Regions from separate parts of the Mus musculus genome. Here region 2 is linked to region 1. Evidence: chromatin loops called from intact Hi-C (ENCODE). Cell type or tissue: gastrocnemius. All regions are shown on one strand. Links, peaks and the distances in the headings refer to the core of each region. The heading gives the core; the rest is flanking DNA. Region 1 holds the start of Slc12a3 (solute carrier family 12, member 3). Region 2 overlaps Nup93 (nucleoporin 93).

Region 1 (9,026 bases), core at 629-8,628:
GTGGGGATGCTGGGGAGCTGTGATTTTTGCCAGGTAGCTGGCGATTTAAAACTCAGAAGATAAGATCTACCCCAAGGGCCATGGACCTGCTGGGGGGTGGCGTGGGGGAGGCTTTACAAATCTCACCATCCCTGCCAAGGTAGAAAACTGGCCCGGAGGAGTCCTTGGCCCCTGAGTCCTTACTTCAAGCCTTCAGCCCTGCTGGAAGCTGGCAGAGGAAAGAAGTGTTTATGTCTTCCTCTGCCCGCCACTTAATGTCCAATAGAGGCAGGATCTGTGCCATGGGAATCCCCAAAGACCCCTTGTAAGCTCGTCTCCACCTGGCTTAGCTCTCCTTGGTTCTAGTCTCCATTCATTCCCTGTACAACCAACAAGCACTTATTGAGCCCGTGTCTGAAACTCTGGTTGGTTGAGATAGTCGCTGAACAATCTATTGTGCGAGGCCCCTGCCTCTGTGGCTGACTTCCTTTCCAAGAAATTGGAGGGAACACTGCCCCTCCATGAAAGGGAGCACTGAGGTCTGAGAGCATCTCCATGCTAGTAGGGTGACTCTGGGACGGTCTCTAACTGGTCTCAACACCGTCTTCCTAGCTAGACACATTTGCCCTGGTCTCTCTAGCCCAGAGTACCAGGGGCCAGCTGGGTCTCTTGAAAGCACCCACCAGAGTGCAATTTCCTGTTGGAGGTAGCAGGGCCTGGATGCCTTGGGGCAGGTCCTCTAGGGGATATGGGTAGACTCTGAGAAGTAGGGCCTGGAGTGCTTTCCTCTAGTTTCCTCTGGAAGATACTGGAGCCTGAGCCTGAACAGAGTCCCACCATGAGTAGACAGCAGCCCTCTGACCTTCACCCACCCTAGGTCTCCATAGGAACAAAGCAGGTAAAAGGCCTCCTCCAGGAAGCCTTCCCTGGTTGTCCACAACACCTTGACCCTTCTCCAGTGGTCCACTCCTCCAGCTGTCTGCTGACCTCCCAGCTGGTCTGGTCTGTTGTAGCTGTAGCTTCCCATGAGCCCTTGCTCCACCATGGCTTCTCTGAGTCCCTGGGCTCCTGCTGCCACACAGCATGGGGTGCTGGCTGGTCTGTTGGACAGTGACAAGAGTCCTCAGATCTTATTTTAAATTCCATAAACTTATTTTAAATTTCATTAAAAAAAAATCTTGTGCCACATGTGGTGGCACACGCCTTTAATCCCAGTACTTGGGAGACAGAGGCAGAAGGATCTCTGTGAGTTCGAAGCCAGCCTGGTCTACAAAGTGAATTAGAGGCCAGCCAGGACTATTACTGTCTGGAAAAAAAAAATCTTGCAAGTTAATAATAATATTCAAACAAAATTTAACCATACCCAAGGTCAGTACAACTTAGTGAACTTCTATACAGTTAGAATTGGCATAGAAACAGAAGCTATAGAGCTTCATGTTAAATTTTACACCTTTAGTGTCAAATGTATTTTTTGCAATTGTCCACCATCCAAATCAAAAAATAAAAAACTGTGACGGAGTTAGAACTAGGAATACATCAGCTTTTTGTCCCCTTTCTGTGTCCTGCTCTTTGTGCCATCCTTCCTCATTCCTTTATATTCAGCCTTTCTTATGCTCTTTCTTCATGTTATACTGTACCCACGGGTACTTTTGTTTTTATGCATACATATATTTTTGGCTAGATTCCACAGGAGGGAGAGTGTGTGGTTTATTTCTGAAGTTGTATGATCTCACCTAATATTCATACTGAGACTGTCCATTTTCCCGAAAACATTTTAACTTGATAGCCAAGTAGCATGCATATATATAATTTATACTTATATAACTTATGTATACATGGTTTATACATATACATAGTTTTTTTTACCCATTCATTTGTTGATTGTCAAGGTCGATTCCAAATCTTTGTTATAGTCAATAAAGCAGCAAGAAGCATGTACCGTCGTCTCCTATTCTTGTAAGGGGCTGGGTCACCTCACTGGGAAGTAACTGAGAGCAAATTCAGGACATGTGTCTGGGAGGGCAGAGGGAGCGGGCTTTAGGGTAGCCCTAAGCCTCAGATGATTCAGGGAAACACTGGGTGGTTCCAGAGACAGGGCAGGATGCCAGGCTTTTGTGCCCCACAGCCATGGATTACTGAACGCCCAGCCTCTTAGGGAAAGATAGTTATGGGTGGGGCCATTAATGTAAGGGCTGACTCTGGGACCCCTCACAGCTACAAGTCCATTGCTTTCTTAGGACACATCCAACATCCACTAGTTCATCATCAAGACCCAGAGTGTCTTTCATACCCCAGGGCAATGCCCCTGCAATGGCTTAGGAGCCTTTGCTGACCAGATCTCCTACTTCATGGGAACAATGCATGGCTCCAGGGAGGGAAAGACCAGTTGCTCTGGGCTCCAAACTACAGCCCCGTAGGCCAGCCTGTGAATGTGTAGGTCAGGCTGCACTGTGCCTGTTTACCCTAGAGGCCAGTGGCCAGCACCAAGCTCTCAAGGTTTGTCAGTCAAGAGGTGGCTGCAGGTCTGGCTTGAGGCCACTAATCACAATGGCTTATGTATATTGAAATGTATCAGGAAAGACGCTGAGACTGTGAGGGATGGAGATCGGAAGGCAGACTTCCTTTTTTTTTATATGCATGTCCTAAGATGACATCCATTCAAACTAGTAAATAAAATGAAAGAAATACATTGTGCCCAACACGAGGACTGTTAACCTGCAGTGTAGGTAGGCACCTTGCAGCAGGCCTTCTCTGGGTCCTCTCTCATGTCTGCTGCTTCCTGGGTCCTAGCTGCAGAACCTCTGCTACCCTAGGCTTAGAAGGGCTACTGCAGGACTCAGGGATGTGGCCCTGGCTCTAGCCCAGCCCTCCTGCTCCAAATTGGCCCCTGTGTCAATGATCAGATAAATGGGGGCAGGACAGCAGTTGCTATGGCTCCGCCCCCCACCCTGGCAGAGACCCTGCTCACTTGCCATGGGCGGTCTGGACCAAGCTCCCGCCTCCTCCCAGCCTATAAAGCCACCCTCAGTGCCCTTGCCCACTCTTGTCCCCTCCTTTGATACCCAGAGCCATAATGGCAGAGCTCCCCGTGACAGAGCTGCCTGGCGATGCTCTGTGCAGTGGGCGCTTCACCATCAGCACACTGATGGGAGGCGATGAGCCCCCACCAGCTGCCTGTGACAGCAGCCAGCCCAGCCACTTAACACACGGCAGCACCTTATACATGCGCACCTTCGGTTACAACACCATAGACGTGGTGCCGGCCTACGAACACTATGCTAACAGCGCTCTGCCCGGTGAGCCCCGGAAGGTGCGGCCCACCCTGGCTGACCTGCATTCATTCCTCAAGGTAAGCAGAAGTTCAAAGACTGGCCGCTTCCTGGCTGGGTAACGTTGGCATGATTGCCCAACATGTTCTGTCATTCGTGTTGTGAAAATGACTGGGCATCTTCCTCTAGGGTCAAGACACCCAAATGAATAGTGGACAGAGGTGCCATGAAGCTTGGGGGCACAAGTAATACATATTGTCCAGGCACCGGCAGCACAATGATAGCATAGCCTGCTGCTTATACAAATGCAGGTTGCACACCGCTGGGAGAGACTGTGAGAGGGAGGGAGGGAGCATGGTGAGCCCTCTCAAATATTAGCTCATCGGCTTCGCTGTCTGGGAGGCTGGAGGGTCCAATCCCTGTCACCTCACGGTTTCACCAACAGTTGGATGTTCTAACCTCTAACACTCTTCCGTGTTTCAAAGCTTCCCTCTGAAGGGACCAAACAAGACCCCTTGTTTGAATAGGGATGCTGAGATAGGTACTGGGATGAAGGTCCCAGAGTAGGCTGCGGTTGGTAGGAATACGAAATAGAAGATGACCATGCTGGAGTCCAGGCCTGGGTTCAAGACTCTCTGTGTCAGAGACCTGGTGTGTGGCGTGTGACATACTGCTTCACCTCCCATCCCGTGTCACTTCTCAGACTGCAGGCTTGTCAGACTCCAGCCCTCTGCCCTAGAGGGGAGGAGCCTCCCGGAGCAGAAGCATTCTGAATGCTCAGCTTGCTTGCTCTCTCTGGTGTTTCTCCAAGCTTCGAGTAGCATTGTACCCAGGAAGCTGTCCAAGGGCTGCCTGTGTGGCAAAGTGGGGCAGGCAAGACTGAATACAGACACCCAGCCCCTAACCCCCATTGCCTGACTCCTATTGGTCTCTGGGCCCCCAGCAGGAAGGTAGCCACCTGCATGCCCTGGCCTTTGATGGACGGCAAGGTCGTGAGCTGACTGATGGACTTGTGGAAGATGAGACAGGCACCAACAGTGAGAAGAGCCCTGGAGAACCTGTTCGCTTCGGCTGGGTCAAGGGGGTGATGGTGAGTGGCTGTGGCCCGGAGCTTGATGTCTAGACAGGGTGGGGGTAGAGCCCCATTCAGCCTCAGCTTTGACTCTCAGGCCCTAGTGAGCAGTTTAGACCTGGAGCTCAGTTTGGGCCTCAGTTTCCCCATCAGCAGTGGCCTCCAATTAATTGTATTTGGCTTCCCACAGTTCTTGGGCGCTCTTGGCCAAGACCCAATCCTAAGAAGATCTCTGCTTAGCTACTCACTAGTGTTGTAGCCTTAGGAAAGTTACTTAGCTACTCCTGCCTCAGTTTCCTCACCCGTAAAACTGAGCATTAAAATAGTTGTTAGGTGTGAGAGTTCTTGGATCAATGCCTGCTAGGGGGTTATTAGAAGAAATTCCCCACATGGCCACTAGAGGGCAGCACTAACATACACATCGACAATCCCTCCTCTCCCATCGCATACCATGGTACAGCCTAGTGTTAGCTGTAGTATGAAGCATAAGTAACCCTTCAGGAAGTAAAGACTCAATGCCCTTGACTTTGAAAGACAATATAGGGTTCTACAAAGATGTGGGGATGGGGTACAGGAGAAAGCAGAACCAGAGCCTTCACCCCCTCCCCGGGGGCTCCACATTCAGAGTTGGGACACCCCCCTGATCTGTGTTAGCCAGAACCAGGCACACCCTGATTTTCATCTCAGCAGATGTGAGCCCCAGAAATCTCATGAGTGTGAAGGTCACACGTCCCTACCTGGCCCTAGTAGTTGGCAGGGCCAAAGGCCTTGTCGGACCCTCCCATTTGGAATTTCAGCCCCAGTGATGACCTCTGGCTTTGCCTTTAATATGGAAGCAACCTGAGCTTTGATTTCTGCTCTACGTGGGGTGCTGGCTTCCCCTGGCTTTTGCTGATGCCTTCAGAATACTATGCCCGGGGTCAATAAGCTGCCCAAGGCAGTGGCTGGCCAGGCCTCCACGGCAGAGTGGGAGGAGGTGGGATAAAAATTGTCCTCCCCTTTCACCCCCAAGCCAGGCAGTCTGATCCCATGGGAGGGAGAGCACAAGAAACATCAGGTGTCCCCTAGACCTGGGAACAAGCACACGAGGCTTTGGCTTTGGGCACCTGGCCCTCAGGAAGCCTCTAACCCCACTCTCCTGCCAGATCCGTTGCATGCTCAACATCTGGGGAGTGATCCTCTACCTGCGACTCCCCTGGATTACGGCGCAGGCGGGCATCGGTGAGTGCCACCTCAAGGAGAAGGGAATGCACGAGTGCTTGCATTCTGGTCCCAACCCCTTGGGCTGTAGAGACTCCAGGCTAGGTCCGCTCCTTCCCAGCACACCCTCAGATGGCAGCAGCCACGGGTGGGGTGGAGTGGAAGAGACCATTGGATGCAGAGTCAGCAGTGTCAGGGTACCTCGGCAAGCCGACTTCTAGCGCAGAGTATTTGTGCTCAGAACTGGGACTCTAGAAGACCAGAGTTCAGATGCTGGGTAGCCTTGAGTGCCAACCATCTCTGAGCCTTGGTTTCCTCGTGGGTAAAACGAGTCTGATGACAGTTCCTGCCTCCAGAGCTGCTGTGCAGCTTCCAAGGTGCTGGAAGGCAGCCTAGGCTTTAGTACCTGAAGGCTCTCAGTACATGGTAACTACTGCTTTCTTTATATTGCCAAAGGGGGCGACTTTCTTTCTGTGCCTGCAAACTATTCACACATTGGCACATGAACTTGCTATTAATCAACTCACCAAGGAAAGTAGACAAACCAACCTTATCTTAGTCTGGGGAGGTAGATGTGTGTGTGTGTGTGTGTGTGTGTGTCACATGCTGTCTTGTGCATCTTTATATTTGATTGTGCAGAGTCCAGAGAAAACCTCAGACATCTACCTCAGGAGCCATCCTCCTCCTCTGAGATGGATCTTTCATTGGCCCAGATCTCACTAACTAGACTAGACTGGCTGGCCAGCAAGCCCCAGGGATCTTCCAATCTCTGCCTCCTCAGTACTGGGCTTGCAGGTGCATGCCACCCTGCCTAGACTTTGGTGTGGGCTGTAGAGACCAAACTCAGATCATCCTGCTTGTGAGCCAAGCACCTTGCTAACTCCCAGGTGCTCTGGCTTTTTTGTGACAGACTCCTGTATATCCCAGGTCTCAAACTCACTATGTAACAACCAAGGATGACCTTAGAGTTCTAGCTACCAGGATTTCTAGCTCCTAGAATTAAATGTGTGTGCCACCATGCCTGGGTTATGTGGTACTAGGGCTCAAACCCAGGCCTTGTGCTATTTAATAGACTTTTATTGTCCTAACTGAGCTATATCTCTAGTCTTTATTTTTAGTGAGTTTTATATTTGGGGGCTTTTTGTGGGGGTTGCTGTTATTTGAAGTGAGTTCTGTCTCTCTATGTAAACTTGATTGTTTTAGAACTTGCTATGTAGATCAGGCTGGTCTTGAACTCACAGAGATCCACCCGCCTCTGCCTTGTGAATGCTGGGATTAAATACATGTGACATCACGCCCAGGGCTTCTCTCTCTATTGCCCAGGCTGGCCTTGAACTCTCTACCTCCAAAATTCTGGGGTGGCAGGTCTGCACCTCGGCCTCTGACTGAGACCCACAGTTCTTCAGGTGGCAAACTAAGGCTCAGAGAAAGGGACTCGGGTCACATGGGGATTGAGGGGGCTGACCTGAGAAGTGTGTTGATTGAGTTTTGGGGTGCTCCCATTCATTCACCCCCACACAGTGCTGACTTGGCTCATCATCCTGCTGTCGGTCATGGTGACATCCATCACCGGCCTCTCCATCTCCGCCATCTCTACCAATGGCAAGGTCAAGTCGGGTGAGTTCTGGGACCATCTTTATCTGGACACCATGCATTCTGAGCTACTGCCCCACCCCTGGCGTACCCTGTCATGCCCACCTTGCTTCTGATGGGGACTTGTAGGGGCTCTTTACCTCTCAAGCTGGTCTCCATTGTCCACCTTGTGGCCCTTGGTCCTGCCCCTCTTGCACTACAGTTTCTTCTCTGGCCCTCTGCTCTGCCCGCTAGGTGGCACCTATTTCCTTATTTCCCGGAGTCTGGGACCAGAGCTGGGAGGCTCCATTGGCCTCATCTTCGCCTTTGCCAATGCTGTGGGTGTGGCCATGCACACTGTGGGCTTTGCAGAAACCGTAAGGGACCTACTGCAGGTGAGGGACCTGGCATGGGGCAGAGGGAGTGGGACAACCCCCCTCCACCCCCCAGCACCTCCCCCACACACACTGCTCCTCACTGAACCGGGCCTTCCTTCTCCTGCCTAACCTTCCCTACCAGTGACCAACGCTACATCTTGTCACTTTGAGTGACAATAAAAGTCTTTACTAAGTATAGACCATCCTCACAAGCCCCCTTTGGGGTGCATGCTGCCTTTGGGCCATGTTGTCCATGACCACACAGTAGCCCTTTGGGGGAGGGTATGCCCTAAGTGGAGTGGGGTTGGGGTTCTGGAGGAACAGATGTGAAGACTGAACACACAGCTGGCCTGCTCCCCCACTCAGGAGTATGGCACACCCATCGTAGACCCCATCAATGACATCCGCATCATCGGTGTGGTCACGGTCACTGTGCTGCTGGCCATCTCGCTGGCTGGGATGGAGTGGGAGTCCAAGGTGAGGAGGGGATGCTGGGTGGGAGAGGGCAGACCTGGCTCTGGCTTTGCCTCTTCTTAGTGTATCAACTAGGATTGAAGTGTGGCCACTAGGATAAAAGAAAAACCCTGAGACGTCCTGTAACCCTCCTAAGGATGTGGTGTAGGGCTAGCATGGTGGTTTCCATGGAGCAGGGGAGGGGCGTGAAGATTCCTTCCATCCTGTGACCTGTCCATCCCCGAATGTGGCCCTTATTGACCTGGATCACAGTGGCCACCATTGTCACATCTGTGGTCCAGGTGGAGGGGCAGGGAGGAGTGAAAGAAAAGAAGGGAATTCTCTAGCCACACTTTTAGGCTAAGCCAAAGGTTGTGCACATAACTCCTGCTCACACCCTATTGGCCACACAGAGCTACAAAGGGAGGCAAGAAAATGTGTTCTTCAACCCTGCTAAATCCTGTATTCAGCCAAATGTCAGAGGTTACATATCAGGAAACCAAAGAATCACTGGGCTATAGCCAGCAGGCTGGCCCAGGGGGAGCCTTTGATTGGCAGGGGCCTGGCTTGCGTGCCTTGCTTCTCCATGTTGCTCTCTGGCCTCCTGGCTCTTCAGTCTCCAGGTGGTTCTGTGCTTCTCCAGCCGCCCTCTTGACAGTATCTGCTGCTGGGAATGAACACTCTGCTAACGTAGCCCCCGACCTGACTCCATCATAACTCCTGTTTCTAGTCTCAGATCAACTTGTTCGCTGTCACGTCCCTGACTCCTCACTGTCTGACTGAGATGAGGAGGCAGTCACGTGGGTAAGGGAGTGAGTGACCCTGCAGGCCCCTGAAGGCTGACCTCCGGTGTCCTTTACTCCAGGCCCAGGTGCTATTCTTTCTTGTCATCATGGTCTCCTTTGCCAACTACCTGGTGGGCACACTGATCCCAGCATCTGAAGACAAAGCCTCTAAAGGCTTCTACAGCTACCATGGTACGTGAGGTCAGGAGCTTCCCTTGGCGGTGACTCAGTGGATGGGGGTCTGTGTATTTGACTCCTTACATGGGCACAAGAGGCCGGATCTCCTCCCAAGGCCACAGGCTTCCAGGTATCCCACTGC
Region 2 (9,026 bases), core at 315-8,314, 52 kb before region 1:
CCACCTGCTGAAAGGGCCGAGAGGCTCAGCACAGGCTCACACAACAGCATCCGACTAGTGGCATCATTCTTGTCTGTCTGACCCTACTCTCTTATGGGGAACATATGCAGTCTATCAACAGATAATTTGACATTTTTGTAGAAAACAAGCAGTGGGACTTACTTTAAATCTGAGTTGGAGATTAAAGTATAAACGTTAGTTGAGATTCAGCCTCATTCTATATATTATCTTATCACAGTACTCTCTATCTGATAAAATGACCCAAAGTACTTTAAGACATTATGTAAATTCTCTAATTTAAAGCTTGGGGACTACCCAAATATAAAAGTGTCAGTTCTTTGAGTTTTATCATTTGCACTTGAATGATTCCTGGGGGAGTATCGGCAGACACCGTGGAAAGGGCTGCTGAAGAGCAACCATATCCACACCAGCGCAGAGGCCCAGCTCACTGTGGGTTTTGTTTCATCTCGGAATAAGAATTACTACTCTGTTTATTTATCCACTTCCTTTATCGCCATCCCCAAAAGACAGGGTTGCAATATATAGCCCTGGCTGTCTTTGAATTCTCTATGTAGATCAGGCTGGCCTCAAATTGACAAGAGATCCGCCTGCCTCTGCATCCCAAGTGCTAGGATTAAAGGCATGTGCCACCACTCCTTTTCTTGCTTATTTTGTCTTTATGCCTTTTATTCATGCCTTGGCAGTTCATTCAATTGTAGTGTTCATTCCTAATATCACTGTTGACTTCACATTAATATTTTGATTTGGGGGCTGGCTAGATGACTCATCGAGTAAAAGCATTTGCTGCCAAATCTAAGAACTTGAGCTCAAACTCTGGAAGCCATGTGATGGAAGGAGAGAACCAACTCACTGGTTGTCTCTGACCTCTGACCTCTACATGTGTCATGACCCCTGGCCCAAATAAGAAAATGTAAAATTTTAAATGTAAGTATTTTGAATGTTGGTTATTACAGAGTTCCTGTTGATTTGTATCTGTCATGCATATTAAATGGGAGGCAGCACCGAGGTTCTGTGCTGTCCACTGTGGATTTTGCATCTTGTCAGATACCCACGGGCTGTAGTGCTGTCTCCATTTGACAGCATGGTTGGCTGGTTGGTCTGTTGAAGGAAAGAGAGAATAAGGAGTGTTTTGTGTCATGAGGGCCATATCAAATATGGCTTTTCCTTTGTGCAGCAGCCTCTAATTTAATGCATATCTGTGTGAACAGCAGTGAGGAACTTTATATGTTCTTCAAGTCATGCTTACTTGTAAATGGAAGCTGAGACCTGTTTAAAAAAAAGCAGCATAAAATATATTTTTTAATGGCTTTTCTTTTCTGACTTAACTGTACATAGAAAATTTCCTCATTAGAGATTCTTATTTTTGTTTAAGATTTATTTATTTATTTCATGTATGTGAGGACACCATCACTGTCTTCAGACACACCAGAAGAGGACATCGGATCTCATTACAGATGGTTGTGAGCCACCTTATGGTTGCTGGGAATTGAACTCAGGACCTCTGGAAGAGCAGTCAGTGCTCTTAACTGCTGAGCCATCTCTCCAGCCCTAGAGATTCTTTTTTAAAAGATTATGTTGTATGTGTGCATGCATGCATGCGCATGTGTACACACGTGCGTATGGAGTTCTGAGAATCTGAACTCAGGTCCTCAGGATTTCAAAAGGAAGAGCATGTTTACTTGCTGAACCAGTTCCTCACCGTTGAGGAGCAGATAAGCTAAGAAATATGTCCATTAGGCACAACAGAGGTCTGTTTGCCTAGGCCTCTTCTCTCCTCTTCTCTGGGGTACTCTGAATACCAGAGTCTGTATTGACTACAGTAAGGCTCATCTTCCTGTCCTCTAGCTATTTAGGAGCCACTTTGGCTACTGGGTCCTTGAAATACCTACAGTATTGGTAGGAAAATGGACGTAACCTTGAAGTTCTGGTCTGGGTTATTCTCCATCAGGTACATCACAAGGCAGCCTAGTTCCTCTAGCAAAGATGAACTGGAGAGATGGTTCAGCAGTTAAGAGCACTTGCTGCTTTTGCAGAAGGCCTGGATTCAGTTCTCTGCACCCATGTGGCTGCTGTAAGTCCAGTTCCAGAGGAGCCCTCTTCTGACCTTCATAGAAACCAGGCATTCATATGTTAGCACATATATGTAAACACTCAGGCCTGTGTGTGGTTTATACTGTGGATCTTTTAGACTTATGATGTCTATGCTTCTCTACTGTTAAAAGGATTGGCCCTGGATGTCATTGAATTGCCCAATTCCTTCCTGAATGGGAGCTATTGTGTGCTCCAGAAAGCTGGAAATCAAAACCCATTCCAAGAGCCAGTGATGTGTCTATTCTGGGACCCTAGAAGGGCGGAGCAAATAGGAAAGTTGGGTATGGGCATATTAACCCCAAAGGCCTGCAGCCATCTCTGAGTAGGAGGGAAGCTGTGCACAAGGCCTTCCCAGTAGTGGAGACCCAGCTCAGCCTTTACCTTTGTACCCTAACTTGATTTTCCAGAGATCCCACTTTTTGATAAATGATAAAACACCTTTCCAGGATGAGGATAGACTTTAAAGTTTTAAGGAGAGTCTCACAGAAACCAAAAAGAAAAGACTGGTAATCCTACCAGCAAGAATAAGACCACTACACAATTTTTGAGCCAAATTTGAAGCTAGCTTTAATACTGGCTAGCTGTATTTAATCCAAAAGGATGGATACTGGATTCCCATAGTATGTCACTGAATTATAATAAACAGGGGCTTATAAAGGCAAGAACCACAAGGCTATATGTACTTGTCCAGTCAAGGGCAAACATACATCCTGACATACCTCCTGCCTGTATGTGACCAAGCACATCCTGTAGAGTTGGGACAACCGAGGTTGTTCACAGATGCAGAGCAACAGCCTCTAGCACTCCAGTGTGTTATCTGCTCTTGGCAAGTAGGGCTTGCAGATTAGAAGCATGTTTGTTTTATAAATCTCCCAAGCATAGTAATTTAAACTGAAAACAACTTTAGTCATAGCAAGTCTAGGAAGAGGCTTGGGAAACCTGGATGGAGACAGATTATGTTTCTGCCCACCTGTTCAGTTTATTCTTGTTATGCTTTGGGGTTTGGTGTTTTGAGACAAGTTATTACTCTGAGGCTCAGGTTGGCCTTGAACTCACAGCAATCTTTCCTAGTACTGGGATTACAGTGGTGAGCCACCATACCTGGCCCCATCCAGGCTCTGAGACTGAAGAGGAGGAGGAAGAAGACAGGAGTCTTTTATCCATTTGGATGTTTAATTTTGCTTTCATTATTTTATATGGTAAAATACATATTGTCCCCATCTTTAATTTAGCAATTTTATTCCAGCCCTGTGTAACTGTTACCAGAGTTGTTAAGAGTCAAAGCCTGGGGCTGGGTGTGGTGGCACACACCTTTAATCCCAGCACTTGGGAGGCAGAGGCAGGCGGATTTCTGAGTTCGAGGCCAGCCTGGTCTACAAAGTGAGTTCCAGGTCAGCCAGGGCCATACAGAGAAACCCTGTCTCAAAAAAAAAAAAAAAAAAAAAAAAAAGAGTCAAAGCCTGGGTCCTAGCTAGGGCTACTCATCCTCTCTAGACCAATTAAAGAAAGAAGTAAGGTTGAAGGACAGAGGACAGAGCCAGATGTGGTGGCTCTTTCAATATGGTCATACTGGGAAAGGAGCAAATGGACCCCACCCCCTCCAAATCTAGCTTCAAGGTCCTGACATGAGGTTTAGGTTAAAACAGAGAACAAGAAGTATGCCTAGCCAAGCAGTGCTAGTCTGATTGTGTGCCTCCCCATCATTATCCGGACTGCAGGCTGGCCTGCAGGGTGGTCTAAGGAGTTGTCAGACCTGTGTTAAGTTTCTGTCCTGGGGACAAGTTCTGGCTGGTGCTAAGTTTCAGCCCTTTTTCTCCCATCAGTGAGATACCTGGGGAAATTGGAATTTCTTGGGTAGTCTTAATAGTTTGATAGCCTATGGGAGAGAGACAGTGACTTTAGAATATCTTCATTCATGACTTTTCCCAAAGGTGTGTTCTTTTTTTTTTTTTTTGGTTTTTCGAGACAGGGTTTCTCTGTAGCCCTGTCACTTTGTAGACCCAGGCTGGCCTCGAACTAGGAAATCCTCCTGCCTCTGCCTCCCGAGTGCTGGGATTAAAGGCGTGCACCACCACGCCCGGCTAGGTGTGTTCTTTGGAGTAAATTAATCATCACCACTAGATGGCACAAGATTCCATCCATCACTACTGTGTACCTGTTAGTTCTTTTTAAAAGGTAGGCTGCTACTGTATAGTTTTGAAAGTATATAATATGTATAATCTATTCTAATGTTTCCTTGTAGAAAGGAATAAAAGATAAATATCAAAGAGCAGAATAAGTGTAATTGGCCCTATATATAACCAAACACAAACATTCTAGAATAAGCATTTTGTCTGACGTACAATGTGGTGGCACAGACCTGTGATACCAGTGATTGGGATGCTGGGCTAGGGAGTTTTAAACATCTTTGGAGAGAGAAATAGCAAGACCTATTGGAGGGATATTGAATATATGTAGATTTTCTTGTCATTATTGCCTAAATAATATGCTATATAAGCTCTCAACCCTAGATTCACATTGTGTTAGTGACCTATGGCTTAAAAATGTTCACAGGTCGCATGCAGATACTCTGCTGTCTGGGGAAGGGTCTGGACCTGTCTTCCAGGAGTTCTGAGAAATGGTTGTGTTGTGGGTTGTGTGTACTACAGAGAGCAGGTAGTCTTTGAGGTACATAGTGGTGTGGTCTTTGTTCATATGTGGGCCGTATCTGAAATCCGAGTCTCATGCACAAATGCTTCATTTAATATGTTGAGATTTTTTACAATATAGCTTTTAAAAGACAAGGAGCTTAAGACTAAGCTGATCCCAATAATTTGTTATTTCTTTTTGCTATGATACTCTTTTATTTTTGGAAATTATAATAAAATTACATCATTTACCCCCTTCTCTTTCCTCCCTCCTGCCCCTCCCATGTAAACCCCCTGCCCCAGTTTTCTTCAAATATATGATCTTTTTTTCCTTTAATTGCTGGTAATGTTGGTTTGCATGAGTGAGTGAGAGAGAGAGAGAGAGAGAGAGAGAGAGAGAGAGAGAGAGAGAAAGAGAGAGAGAGAGAGTGTGTATGTGTGAGAGAGAGAGAGAGAGAGAGAAAATTCTTTTTAATTCAATTGAGGGCTCTGTTTCACAAGAAGTACTTCTCTTTTAAGTGTGTCTGACTACTGCTTTGCATGCTTGTATGTATGTATGTATGTTTGTAGATATGTATGTATGTATGTATGTATGTGAAATACATGAATATAGGCATAGTTAAAAGAAGTTAATATGCTGATCATTGACTTGGGAAGATCAGGGAAGCATAGAAGGGAGATAGAATATCAGGTTTAACATACTGCCCTCTGCATTAGCCATAACAGAAAAGTTAAACTAGGCCTTATCAATGGTGGCTTCTCCTCCCACCTTTAATCGAACAGCTTCCTGAGCAGCAGCACATGGCCCCTGCCTACTCATGGGCCACAGTAGTTGATGCATAGCTTTGCTTATAAATGGTGAAACTGTAAGCCTTTAATTTAGCCTTAGCCATTGAAGCCCTTATGAGAAAGATAGTGAGATAGATGCTACACAGTTGAGACCCTGTTTGAAAAATAGAGAATTCATAATACAAGATTGACCTTTTCCATGAAGGACAATGTATGTATATTTTATGATTACATCATCTCCCTTTCCTGTATGTGGGACCATTACTAAAAAGGGACTGAAGCCTTTCCCTAACCCTCACCTCATACCCTGTTGTCAGTGTAGACAGCAGTGTGCATTGAATCCTCAGAGCTGCCCTGGAGCCGTCTTCCCGAGGGGACTGTTTGCTGGCTGCTGGCTGCTGGCTGCTGGCTGCAGGCTGCCTTGGAGTATGAGAGCAAGGTGCAGGGGAATCGTGGGCCAGTGGATAAGGGATCTTGGAGATCTGAGAATATTATTAATATCTTATCCAAATTATATCGCCTTCCATTCATATTTGCTAACCAGCAGCTTAAGAACTAGGTTATTTGGACAGAGTGCATAAAGCTACAGCTGTTAAAATGACAAGTATGCAAACTAACCAGATCTGTAGAAAACCACCCGATAGTCTTAAGTGAGCTTGCCATTTAAAAGTGTTTGCTTAGTTCTTTCTTTTACATTCCCCAAATTCTTTTTAAAAAATCATAAAGAAAGCATTACAAAGAAAGCAGGTCATTAAAATGTATAAATGTATGAATAGTGTGCTTGCCAACTGTGCTGTACAGAATTTAGGTGGATCTGGGGTGTAGCATAACTTGGAGTCTTTCATTACAACCAAGACTTTGATCTCCATACATGATGAATATGTAATACTAATTGTAGCTTTCCTTGTTTCCGCTTAGACCTCTCAGCCCCAAGCTGTGGAAAAGAAGCTTTACCTTTGTATAAAAGACAGGGTCTGCCTGTGTGCATCTGTGGCTGTTGTCACCGTCTCTTGTATCCTCCCTCAGCTGACCTCATCTCAGGCAAATAGACAGTGAACAAGAACCAGGAGGCCACCCTGAGCACTTTCCTTAACGTCTCCCACATATCTAGACAATCAGTATTAATGGTAGAGCTGTGTACTGAGCCTTGGGTCCAAGAACTTGATTGCATTATCTCATTATTATACATAAGTCAGCTGACATTTAGAGTTTGGTTAATGTCCTGCCATTAGTAAATGGAGGCACTAGGCTTTGGCAGGGGCAGAGAGGATAGAGAGTACAGAGTCTCCAATATCCCCATTTGGCCTGCAAACTTCCTGCGTTACTGGAAATGGCCTTGAGCTCCTGATTCTCCTGTCTCCACCTCGGAGCCAGAGTTAAAGACATGCATTGCTACAGCAGGTTCTTGGGTTTACCTTTGGCTCAGGAGTATACTTCTGCTATTTGGAAGTAACCTTGGTTATGTGGCTTTACTTCATTTTCTAGGGCTTCCTGAAGAATGAGAAAGATAATGCCTTGTTGTCTGCTATTGAAGAGTCCCGGAAGAGGGTAAGAAACAACCGACATGAGATGCATGAGTGATAGTGTTAACTAGTGGATTGCAAGTCCTGCCTGTTCTGTTTCCTTCATCTTACCGAATGATGGTGACACTTTTTTTTAAAACTAACATTTTGTTTTATACTGTTTATTTCGGGGGGGGGGGGGCATGTAGAACTAAAGGACACCTTTTGTGGGTTGGTTATTTCCTTTTACCATGTCGGTTTGGGGCTCAAACCCAGGTTTCCAGGTTGGTAGCAAGGCTATATCACCATGCTAACATTTTCTCAAATCCTTTTAGAATATGTTTGGTATGCTAAATGATAACAGATACATCACCCAGAGCAGCCATTGTACATTCTAGCCTCTCTCCACCCCTGCAAATGCTCTCAACACGGAAATATCAGAACAGATAGTTTTACACAGGTGTTTCTGGGTGGTTTCATTCTGGGAAAGAATAGTAATTATTAGGTGAGATTTCCCAAGACACAGCAATATAGCATCCCATGTTGGATAAATGTGTATATTTTGGAGAAGCATTCCTTCATGATGCTCACAGGTCCTTTACTAGTGTGCATTAGCTCCTCTTGTTTCTGACAAGGACTGCAGCTTTTCAGTAACATCCCAGTTCAGAGTCAAAGTTTTGAGGCTCCTGAGAGGTCTTTGGGGAAGAGAGAGAAAAGGTTAGCTGTCAAATTAGACCTGACTCTCTGAAGGTACCTTCTCCCAGAAGCACCTGCCAGTCTGCCTGCTGTGTCTCTCTGCAGAGGGATCGGAGGAAGGAATGTTGTTCCTCTTGCAGTGTTTACTTAGCTTGGATGTCAGGTGAAATGTGTTTATGTATTATTTGTGTAATCTGAAAAGTAATGAAGTGAGAAGGGCCCCTGCTTGATGCGCAGTTAGTTCAGTCTACAGGGTAAAATCCTCAGCAGGACTGATGGCAGGCACGGCTGCCTTCTCTAGTGTGCAAGAAATGTTCCAAAGACATTACGTGACCAGTTAGGAAATTCCAGTTTCATTAGTGACATCGCTGGCAGCAGTACTTAATCCTAGAAATAGAGACATTCATTTGATTTAGATCTGAAGACATTTAGAAAGGGTTTTTGTTGTTGTTGTTCACTCTTGAATTTCTTACCAAAATTGATTGTCCTGTTATAAAAGACCAATGAAATTAAATTAGGATTCTTGAATGCCTCCAAACCTTATTAATACATTTACCTTGTAGAGTGTGTTTCTGAAATTGGCAGTCTCTAAATATTGTGCCATACTGAGACTAAATGTGCAGCCAGCCAAAACAATTTAGGTGACATGCCACAGCACAAAGTGTGTGCATATGTGTTTATGAGGACGACATCCCAGTGTTGGGAGCCAGCCTGAGGGGTACCTCTCACTTGGCTGGACAGTGGGAGCTTACTGCTGAGCAAAAAGAATTTTCAATAAAAAATAATTAAAAATTCAGCAGCTTCCTGGCATTTCCGTTACAATTTCATGTCTGAATGACTTGCCAATGTCCCGCTGAAATGCTGGGAAAACAGGCTAGGAAACCACAAATGTATCCTTGCCTTTCCTATTTAGTGCATCCCAGCAGAGACAAATGACACTCTCAGAACATACAAAGTGTCTCTAAAAGCTGCAGCAGCTCAGTAAGAATAGGATGTGTAAGCCAAAGCATACTGCTCTCTTCATTTTGGTAAAATGGAGTTCAGGGGCTCCCAACGTGTCCTTAATTCAGTTGCCCAGTTTGTTCCCTGCCTTCTTTTCTTTCTTCTTCTTTTTTTTTTTTTTTTTTTTTTTTTTTTTGGTTTTTTGGTTTTTTTGAGACAGGGTTTCTCTGTATAGCCCTGGCTGTCCTAGAACTCACTCTGTAGACCAGACTGGCCTCAAACTCAGAAATCCGCCTGCCTCTGCCTCCCAAGCGCCAGGATTCAAGGTGTGCGCCACCACTGCCTGGCCTGCCTTCTT

The links. Peaks named below come from ENCODE experiments on the same cell type or tissue, not always from the same donor. Only the 100,000 strongest peaks of a DNase experiment are listed, where the experiment ranks them.
Region 2: it touches region 1 in a loop (2.3-fold over the local background); 2 of 42 quality-filtered maps call a loop at or near these places.

The regions. Positions count from the first base shown.
Region 1 is chr8:94,326,186-94,335,211 of GRCm38, forward strand. Slc12a3 (solute carrier family 12, member 3) reads left to right here and starts at 3,023. Exons shown (of 25, transcript NM_001205311.1): 1 at 3,023-3,328; 2 at 4,192-4,338; 3 at 5,466-5,541; 4 at 7,042-7,137; 5 at 7,348-7,487; 6 at 7,836-7,946; 7 at 8,788-8,899. The coding sequence starts at 3,053. It also overlaps a transcript of Nup93 not described here. In gastrocnemius, for the core only: CTCF peaks have their summits at 4,716 (motif pointing right) and 7,351 (motif pointing right); a DNase peak (open chromatin) is centred at 4,715.
Region 2 is chr8:94,274,258-94,283,283 of GRCm38, forward strand. Nup93 (nucleoporin 93) reads left to right here. Exons shown (of 22, transcript NM_001357266.1): 4 at 7,014-7,076. Among named protein-coding and RNA genes, the nearest start is that of Mir138-2, 46 kb to the right of the region's middle. In gastrocnemius, for the core only: a CTCF peak has its summit at 4,239 (motif pointing right); no DNase peak of the experiment used is centred there.